Linked DNA regions of Homo sapiens: region 2 is linked to region 1. A link is an interaction called in ENCODE POLR2A ChIA-PET data of the cell type or tissue named here. Cell type or tissue: HepG2. All regions are shown on one strand. Links, peaks and the distances in the headings refer to the core of each region. The heading gives the core; the rest is flanking DNA.

Region 1 (5,382 bases), core at 383-5,382:
AATGTCGAAACTCACACGAGGACATTTCCATCTTATTCTATTGAAAACAAAGTCCCCCAACAAGTTCCACCTGCTGATGGAACTGGCAAAACATGTGAAAGGGAAGGGTGAAAAATTGGGGCCACTGATGCCTTCCACCACAGGAGACATGCGGAGTTGTAATGGGAAGAATGAAGACATCAGAGGGAGAGGCTGGACAAAACGAATTGCATATTGTGCCGGGCGCGGTGGCTCACGCCTGTAATTCCAGCACTCTGGGAGGCCGAGGTGGGCACACTGCTTGAGTTCAGGAGTTTGAGACCAACCTGGGCAACATGGCAAAACTCCATCTCTACAAAAAATACAAAAATTAGCAAGGTGTGGTGGTGTGCCCCTATAGTCCCAGCTACTCGGGAGGCTGAGTTGAGAGGATCACCTGAGCCCAAGAAGTCGAGGCTACAGTGAGTCGGGATCACACCACTGCACTCCAGCCTGGGCAATAGGAGTGACATTCTGTCTCAAAAAGAAAAGAAAAAAAAATGAAGTGCATATTGGGAAAATTATGAAAGGCATTGAATTTGGAGCAGATTCATGTTCTGGCTCTGCCAATCGTTAGCAGTGTAGCCTTGGGTAAGTCGTTTAACCTGAGACTCCATTTCATTATCCGTACAGTGGAAATGCTAATCCCTGCTTCACAGTGTGAACATTTAATGAGGTGAAGTAAAAAATGCTTCACTGTAAAATGCAAACCTAGCTACAATGACACAGTAAGTTTCCAGGAGAGGTGGGAGGCTGTCACAGGACAGCAGGAACACAATGGCTACTTTCAAGTACTCCAGGGCATTCCTGTAGGGGAGGAGACACAAAGAGGCCTGTGTTATAGACAAGGTCTGAGGGGGTGATGGGGGAGGAGTTTACTCCATAAAAATAACATGTTAATAATGAGGACAGGCCAATGTGGCTTCAGGAGGTGGTGACTTCTTCATCGCTGGGGATGCTGGAGCAGAGCCCGGCTGATCTGTCCCTTTAGGGGAGTGTTGAAGAGGAGATGCAACCGCTGACCAGTGGTTGGATCGATCAGCTGTGCTCAAGCAAGGGCAGCCCACTATCCCAACATGTGGGGGGCCTTCTGTTGTTGTAGAAATTTCTGAGTGATTGAAATGGCATTTGGTGGATGTGTGCCAGGGCTGCTAAACCTCTGGCAGTGGTCATGCCAGTCGTAATCAATGGCAATGCCAGTGGTGCTCTGTGCATAAACACTGGACTATGTGAATTCAGAGCTCCAATCTTGAGAGTCCAAATAAACGCAAGATTTATTTTCAGCAAGTGTAACCAGCAAGCCCCCACTTTTTTGCCAACGCCTCACTGTGATAATGGAAAAAGTATTTGACTTCAGAAAAGTCTTAGCTATGATTAAACAAGCAAAGTCACAACAGCAAAACAGTGTAATCCATTTAAAAATTAAGGCTATATGCAGAGGGTATTAAAGTCACAAATACACATGACCATTATGTAAATGGCTATGATAAGACTGTCAGAAGCATAAATCATTGATTATTCTCCCAGATATATAACAAGAGCCAACTACTCTGCTTGGAGACATCACAAATAAACAGTACACATTTAATGAACTTGTTTGCTTGCTACTTAGGACCAAAAAAGGGGTCTCTGGAGATCTCTGTTTTCTTCAAAAACACTGGCCAGGCAGTTTGAACAAATACCTTCCTTTTTTACATCAGCATTCACATTTTCTTGATTTGGGGGCTTGGATCATACTAGGAGATTCAGTAAATATTTGCTGTTGTTGCTGCTGCTGTTGTTTTTCTCACTGATGCATTTTTACAAGAAATGCATGTGGCCCTTTTCTCATTGAGGCATTTTTACAAGAAATGGATGTCACCCTGTCCTCCCTCTCACCTTATGCAGAACCTGTGTCATCAAAAGGCAGGGGGAGTGGCTGGCTGCAGAAGGGCTAGAAAGCGGTTCACCCTTCCTGCAGGTGTCTTCTTAAAAGGAATTCTCAGAATTGCCTGCAGGGTCCCTGATGGCATCTGATTCTGGCCCATCCCCAGGGAACAGGGAGGCGGGAAGCACCAAGGTTTATCACTTTGGCATCAACCTCAGCCAAGAAAGGTGAAACCTCCCTGGCCCATATTCATCTTAAAATGTGAGCCTTCCATTCATCAATGAGGGGATGGTCTGGGCATTATTAGACTAGCTATCATGGTGGCTTTCCCTAGCATGTTGAAGATGAATCTTTAAACTTTCAGGAATACCCACGTTTGTGCAGCAAAACAGTTACCCAGAACCTCTCAGACTTGCCAACTAAAATCTGGGTTTGTGGATTTGGACAACTGCAACTTCTTAGGAAACATCATGAGGGCTTCAATTTGAAGGTTCTCAGAACCGTGTGTAGTGACTGTTAGCATTGCCGTAAGTGTGAGGGAGGTGAAAAGTTCCATGAGGAGTAATGGTCTTGGGGACAGAACTCTGCTCAGGGGCCAGGACATGGGGCTCGATTCCCAGTGGCATTCCCTTCAGTGATCTGCTCTGTCCCTGCAGTGAACGTTACTTTTGTGTTCCCCTGTGAACTATACCTCCTGGCTTCATGTCCTGTGCAGGCCCCTCCACATGGACTCTGGGTGTGGCCACGAAACTGGCCTTGGCCAGTGATCCATGAGCCAGCATGATGCAAGGGGGACACACTGGGCCCATCCTTGTGGAGCATTCACTTTCAGAGCCCTTGCCACCTCATAGAGGTCTGGCCACCCTGCTGGAGAGCCCTGGCCAGCTGCCAGCTGTTTCAGCCATCCAAGCTGAGGCACCAGAAACCTGAAAGAAGCCCCTTGGATGGTCCAGCCTCACTGTCCCTGTGCCGGCTGGGCCCCCCTCTCAACTGACCCACCAGTGGCACACAACCGTCCATGACCCCAGCCAGTGCCACAGGGAGTAGAGCTGTTCTGCTGAATCTTGCCCAAATTCCTGGCTCACAGAATCATGCAAAATAAAATAGTGGCATGGGCCACTAAGTTTTAGGGGGTAGTCTGTCATGCAGCAATAGATAGCTATGGAGTGAATGGATAACTGTTGCCCTCTGTGGAATTTGTGCTTTTTCTGCAAAATAAAACACTTTCCACCAATACCGCAACCAGCATAGAAGTTCTTCATCAGATTACACTAAAGCGTGTTCAGCTCAGCAGAAACTGTGTCCTTTCACAAGGCCACCTCCGCATCAGAGAACCAGGAATGGTAAAATTCCTGGTCAACAGAAACACTCATATCTGAGAGTAAAGTACTATATGCAGTTTTTTTTCTATTTGAAACAGTGTCTCACTCTGTCACCCAGGCTGGAGTGCAGTGGTGCAAGCATAGCTCACTGCAGCCTTGAACTCCTAGGCTCAAGTGATTCTCCCGCTTCAGCCTCTCTAGCAGCTTGGGACTACAGGTGTGCACCACCACAACTGGCTAATTTTTTAGTTTCTTTTTGGAGAGACAGGGTCTTGCTATGTTTCCCAGGCTGGTCTTGAACTCCTGGCTTCAAGTGGTCCTCCTGCCTTGGCCTCTCAAACACTATAAAATCTTAATTACATCAATAGAAGGAATTTCTGGTTACTAAAAATAATACATTTAATGCTTGGTACAGTTTCTCTAAATTCCCCTGCTCTTTATTAAAGCTTATCACATCTATACTTATTTACATACATTTTTTTCCACCCTGACAAGTCACAGAATCTTGAGGTTAAGGGTCATGGTCCAATTTTTTTTTTTTTTTTATATAGTCTTGCTCTTTTGCCCAGGCTGAAGTGCAGTGACACGATATTGGCTCACTGCAACCTCCGCCTCCTGGATTCAAGTGATTCTCATGCCTCAGCCTGCTGAGTAGCTGGGATTACAGGCCCACGCCACCATGCCTGGCTAGTTTCTTTCTTTCTTTTTTTTTTTTTTTGTATTTTTAGTAGAGACAGGGTTTTACCATGTTGGCCAGGCTGGTCTCAAACCCCTGACCTCATGATCCACCTGCCTCAGCCTCCCAAAGTGCTGGGATTACTGGTGTGCGCCACCGTGCCCAGCCCTATTTGCATGTTTAATATGATTGTTCTTCCAGAGGTTTCCAAAAGATTCCCTGCTTAAGCGTGTAGGATATCTTTTAAAAAACCCAAACCAGTAGAACTTTCTGGGTCCACTAAGTGCAGCCCATGGTGCCATTATAATAGTACCAGATCTCTGTGAAGTGGAAGAACTGAAAAAACATGTCCCTGTATTTGTTGGGAGGCCAGTTCTTTTCTGTGTACCTTTCATTCATTTTCATGAATACTGATGTATGTCCATCTCCCCAACTAGACGATAAGCTCCACGAGGGCAGGGTTTGTGTCTGGTTTTCCTCACCACTGTAACTGCACTCCTCACAGTGCCTGGCTCATGGTAAGCTAAGCCCTGGCAAATATTTGTTAATGAATTGTACCATGTTCAAAAATAAACAACCTGGAGAACCTCTGCTGGTTATCATCATGGGTGAAACAAAGTTGGTCAGGAGTTACGATCTGCCACACAGAAGCCTCCCGGCTCACGAGCTTCCATTTCTTGCAACTCAACAGCATCATACACCACAGTATTTCAGACTTCTCGCTTAGCTCTTGTTTTTGTTTTTTTCTAACATTGTGAATGTGCGCACACACTACACAAGGTACTTCAAGCTGTTCAAGCCACCCCCAGCCCCTCATGCACATTAGGCAGAGCCAGGCTGTTTCCATTCACTCCACAGGAAGTGAACTCCCCCCAGCCTCCTCCCTCCACCTTTTGTCCTTGGGATACATCCCCGGCCCGGGCCTCTCTGGGTACGGGTGTCAGCACTGGGATGAACTGTGGTTTCTTTCTCGTTCATCCTGGCCTGGACCCCAATTTCTGAGAATCATGGGGTGGTGGGAAGTATTCCAGGAAAGTTCTGGCTCATGTCCTTCTGGAAAGACATGTGCTTTCCCTAACAAATCACTCTGTGCTACACTCACCAAAGGAGCTCCTGTCCCAAGATGGGCTCACTTCTTTCTTTCTCCTTCCCAAGTGTTACGTGGGTTTAGATATAGACATTCAGGGGCGATAAGCTCATTTATGTATCATAGTGTCACTAAAGATAGAGTTCATGTTTATAGAGTGTTGGTACCATTCATTGACCCAGAAATAAAGCTAACTTGGCCAGGCGCGGTGGCTCATGCCTGTAATCACAGCACTTTGGGAGGCAGAGGCAGGAGGATTGCTTGAGGCCAGGAGTTCAAGACCAGCCTGGGCAACATAGCAAGACCCCTGTCTCTACAAAAAATAAATAAAAAATAAACTAGCCAGGCGTGGTGGCACGTGCCTGTAGTCCCAGCTACTTGGGAGGCTGAGGTGGGGAGGACCGCTTGAGCA
Region 2 (5,382 bases), core at 134-5,133, 280 kb before region 1:
TGTTCCAACATTCAGAGCCCTTCCAGTTTCCTCTGGCTATCGGCTTCCATAATAAAGAATGACACAAACTCATTTCATGCTTCTAAAATGACACCAGAAGCGTCAGAATCTTGGTGCTCGCCAATGCTGAAGGATTGCTTACTCTTTTCCCACTCTTTTCCTTAGCTCTAAGGTCAGTAGAAGCCAGATCTAAAGGTAGAATACCCTATTGGTGGCATTTAAAAGCCAGTACATAACAGCAATTTAAACTAGCCCAAACAAATACATTCTGGTTAGTTGAGGTCTGTGTGGAAGCCATGTGCTTACAGATCAACCCTAAATTTCCACTGTTGTTTAATATTGAGAACATTATTTCATCAAAACCAGTTTTCCTGTACCATTTCTCTCCATTTCCTGTTGTTTTTAAAATCTCCATAAGCATGTTGAAATATATTTTTGCTAGATCAGTAAAATAAACTAAAATAAAATTAGCCTTTCCTTAATATTTGTTCCTTGGGGAAAGTAAAATAAATGTGCTCTTAGGGGAATTAAAAGATTAGTTGCTACATTACTCCTTCAGCCTTCCAGTTCTAAATGTAGATTTCTAAAATTGGAAGGCCTGTGTTTGTCCTGACTGAATTTGCTTTCAGAGTATAAAGTAAAATAACCTTTTCTTCCTCATGCCACAAGTTCTCTGAGGGACAGTGCCAATAGCTAGGATAAGCCATCCCAGGGAATGGGATATTGATCTGTAGGACTAATGGACGTAGGATAAGTGCAGTGGGGATACAGGATGTATTTTCAAGTGCCAGAGAAAATACGAAGAGCCAAGTGGGTTGGCATATTATCTTTAAGGACGTTACACTCTTTCTACCTCTGCTTGCATTTTTGCGTTCCTCTTTTCTTTCCTTGCACCCTTGTTTTATCTTTATACAGTTAAAAAAAAAAGTCATTGATTCACCTAATAATAACTCATAAAGAGTGGTAATTCAGGCTGCAACACATTAATATTGTTTTTCAGAAAGTATTTCCTAAATAAAACATGGAAGGCTTGCAAAAAAATTACTATCTTAGTGAGGTACTTCAGAAGTAACTATTTAAAGATGACTGACATTCTAATTACAGCTCATCATTTTTATAATTATCAAGATGACAAGCCCTGGAAGGACCTGTCATCTTAGCAATTTGTTTGGTCTGGTTTAAATTGCTGTATGCACTGGAAAATTCTAAGAAGGCTATATTTCTTTTATAAATGCTCCGTTGAGAATTTCCCTAATCTGAACTTATATTCTCAAGACATGATTAAAACAGTATGATTTTACTTTTCCAAACACATTTTTTAGGACTGAAACCTTTCTATATTTAATTTTAGAAATGTATCTTTGAGTTTATTAATGCAGTCTTGATAAAAGCCCACAGGATGATTATTTGATTTTAAAAAATTGGGGTAAAAGGTATATAGTGTAAAATTTACCATTTTAATGATTTTTAATTACACATTTTAGTCACATTATGTACATTCACATTGTTGTACAATCATCACCACCATCAATCTCTAGACTACTTAAAAAAAATCATCTCAACTTTTTTTTTTTTTTTTTTTTTTTTTTTTTGCGACGCCTGTCGCCCAGGCTGGAGTGCAGTGGTGCAATCTTGGCTCACTGCAAGCTCCGCCTCCCAGGTTCATGCCATTCTCCTTCCTCAGCCTCCCGAGTAGCTGGGACTACTGGTGCCCGCCACCACACCCGGCTAATTTTTTCGTATTTTTAGTAGAGACGAGGTTTCACCGTGTTAGCCAGGATGGTCTCGATCTCTGACCTTGTGATCTGCTCGTCTTGGCCTCCCAGAATGCTGGGATTACAGGCGTGAGCCACCACACCTGACCCAATTTCAACTTTTATTTTAGATTCAGGGAGTACATATGCAGGTTTGTTACATGGGTATAGCGTGTGATGCTGAGCTTTGGAGTACGAATAATTCCGTCACCCAGGTAGTGAGCATAGTATCCAATAGGTAGTTTTTTAGCCTGTGTACCCCTCCCTCCCTGCCCCTGTAGTAGTCTCCAGTGTCTGTTGTTCCTGTCTTTATATCCACGTGTACCCTATATTTAGTTCCCATTTCTAAGTGACAACATGTGGTATTTGGTTTTCTGTTCCTGTGTTAATTCACATAGGATAATGGCCTGTAGCTGCATCCATGATTTTGTTCTTCTTTATGGCCATGTAGTATTCCATGGTGTATATATACCACATTTTCTTTTTCCAATCTACTGTCAACGGGCACCTAGGTTGATTCCATGTCTTTGCTATTGTGAATAGTGCTGTGATGAACATACAGGTGCATTTTTTTTTTTTTTGGTAGAACAATTTATTTTCCTTTGGATGTATACCCAGTCTTGGGATTCCTGGGTTGAATGGTAGTTCTGTTTTAAGTTCTTTGAGAAATCTCCAAACTGCTTTCCACAGTGGCTGAACTAATTTACATTCCCACTAACAGTGTATAGTGTTGCCTCTGCTGTACAGCCTCGCCAATATCTTTTGTTTTTGACTTTTTGATAATGGCCATTCTGACTGGTGTGAGATAGTATCTCATTGTGGTTTTGATTTGGATTTCTCTGATGATTAGTGATGTTGAATATTTTTTCACATATTTGTTGCCTAGAACTTTTTCATCACCCCAAAGTGAAACTCTGTACCCATTAAACAGTAACTCCCCATTCCTACCTCCCCCCAGCTCCTGGCACCCACAATTCTACTTTGTCTCCATGAATTTGACTGTTCTAGGTACCTCATGTAAGTGGAATCATGCAATATTTGTCTAACTTATTAGCATAATGTCTTCAGGGTTCATCCCTGTTGTTGTATGTATCAGAATTTCCTCCTAAGGGTGAATAATATTCTATCGTATGTGTAGACCACATTTTGTTTATCCATTCATCTGTTCATGGATATTTGGATTATTTTCACATTTTGGCTATTGTGAATAATGCTGCTTTGACCGTTGGTATACAACTATCTGTTCAAGTCTCTGCTTTCAGTTCTTTGGGGTATATGCTAGAAATGGAGTTTATCTAGATAATATAATTCTAATGTTTTTTTTTTTTTTTAAGGAATCACCATCTGGTTTTCTATAGCAGCTGTATCATCTTACATTTCTACCATCTACATTTAATTTTATATTAATAATTCATTTTTCCAGATTTTGCCTGAAACATTCTGCCACTCTACGTTATGAATCTAAAGCAAGAATACATCTTAAAACTTCTAACAGCCTAGGGGTAAAACATAATTCAAATAATTGAACTTTTATTTTCATTGGAAATATTTGTTCATTTTATTGGTCACAAAGTGTTTGTTATAGAAATTTGGGACTGGCCGAGCATGGTGGCTCACGCCTCTAATCCCAGCACTTTGGGAGGCTGAGGTGGGCAGATCACCTGAGGTCAGGAGTTTGAGACCAGCCTGGCTAACATGGTGAAACCCCGTCTCTACTAAAAATACAAAAATTAGCCAGGCGTGGTGGTGCACACCTGTAATCTCAGCCACTCAGAAGGCTGAGGCACAAGAATTGCTTGAACTGGGGAGGTGGAGGTTGCAGTGAGCCAAGATGGTGCCAGTGTACTCCAGACTGGGCAACAGAGTGAGACTCTGTCCACCCCCCACCCCCAAAAAAAGAAATTTGGGACTATATTTTAAAAATACAAAGAAGGCCAGGTGTGGTGGCTCACGCCTGTAATCCCAGCACTTTGGGAGGCCCAGGTGGGTGGATCACTTGAGGTCAGGAGTTTGAGACCAGCCTGGCCAACATGGTGAAACCCCTTCTCTACTAAAAATACAAAGATTAGCTAGGCATGGTGGTGTACACCTGTAATTCCAGCTACTCGGGAGGCTGAGGCACAAGAATTGCTTGAACTGATGAGGGGGAGTTTGCAGTGAGCCAAGATGGTGCCAGTGTACTCCAGACTGGACAACAGAGCGAGGCTCTGTCTCAAAAAAAAAAAAAAGAGAGAAATTTGGGACTATATTTTAAAAATACAAAGAAGGCCAGGTGCGGTGGCTCACGCCTGTAATCCCAGCACTTTGGGAGGCCGAGGTAGGTGGATCACTTGAGGTCGGGAGTTTGAGACCAGCCTGGCAAACATGGTGAAACCCCGTCTCTACTAAAAAAATGCAAAATTAGCCGGGCGTGATGGTGGGCGCCTGTAATCCCAGCTACTTGGGAGGCTGAGGCAGGAGAATTGCTTGAACCCAGGAGGCGGAGATTGCAGTGAGCCAAGATCGTGCCACAGCACTCCAGCTTGGGCAACAAGAGCGAAACTCCATCTCAAAAAAAAAAAAAAAAAGATGAGGAATTGTATCTAATTTCTAAAGGGGAAGTGAGGTAGGAGACTGATAGGACTTGTTTTCTGGCCACAACCCTGCTGACGAAAACAAACAAACGAACAAACTAAAGAAGTGGGGATGGCAGGCCAAAAAATAGAATAAAAATACAAAGAAAGAAAATGATGCCACCTGTAATCTCTCCATGGAGATATATTTTGGTGTATACATTTCTGTATATATTATACTTTAGAAAAATTGTAATCATACAGGACATATTGTTTTATAACATAGCTAAGCTAACTAAGTCTTACAGGGTACATTTATTTTTGTGGTTTTGTTTTGAATTTGGGATGTGCACATAGTTTAGCTGTATGACGTGTTTGGGTGGCAGCTTCTGTTGGGATGCTTCCTTGGGGGGTGCTTATAATTTGGACAAACCATAGCACCATGGGAAGGAAGAGAGTTGGGCTACCTTGCTCAGGGTACTTACCAAGGTACTTGACTGTCAGGGAAGGCCTGGGCTGAATAGGCCAGTTGAAGGTTCTTTCCATTAGCAGTGCCTCCTTCATACAGGAATAGAACACAAATAGAATCACTTCATATCTTCCTATTTGAAGCATCTAAATTATTGTGCAACCCTCTGGAGTGATTATTATTATTACTATTATTTTGAGACAGAGTCTCACTCTTATCACTCAGGACAGTTGCATAGTCTTGGCTCACTGCAACCTCTGCCTCCTGGGCTCAGATGATCCTCCCACCTCAGCCTCCTGAGTAGCTGAGATTACCAGCGTGCGCCACCACACCCGGGGTAATTTTTGTATTTTTAGTGGAGACAGGGTTTTGCCATGTTGGCCAGTCTGGTCTCAAACTCCTGACCTCAACTGATCTGCCTGCCTCAGCCTCCCAAAAGTGCTGGGATTACAGGTGTCAGCCACCGTGCCCAGCCTGGAATGATTATTTAAATGAAATTTAGTTGAACTACATTTATATTCCTTTGAAATGAAATCCATAGTTAGAATAAGTCTGTTAATACTTTTCTTTCATGTTTAGGCAAATTTAATAGATGTCATGATATCAG

What was found. Peaks named below come from ENCODE experiments on the same cell type or tissue, not always from the same donor. Only the 100,000 strongest peaks of a DNase experiment are listed, where the experiment ranks them.
Region 2: POLR2A ChIA-PET joins it to region 1 with 8 read pairs; 3 of 35 experiments call an interaction of 5 or more read pairs at or near these places.

The regions. Positions count from the first base shown.
Region 1 is chr13:49,294,857-49,300,238 of GRCh38, reverse strand. No RefSeq gene overlaps it. Among named protein-coding and RNA genes, the nearest start is that of CDADC1, 50 kb to the right of the region's middle. In HepG2, for the core only: no CTCF peak of the experiment used is centred there; DNase peaks (open chromatin) are centred at 838, 2,643 and 3,228.
Region 2 is chr13:49,572,388-49,577,769 of GRCh38, reverse strand. The region is part of intron 2 of RCBTB1 (RCC1 and BTB domain containing protein 1); the gene reads left to right. Among named protein-coding and RNA genes, the nearest start is that of RCBTB1, 10 kb to the left of the region's middle. In HepG2, for the core only: no CTCF peak of the experiment used is centred there; no DNase peak of the experiment used is centred there.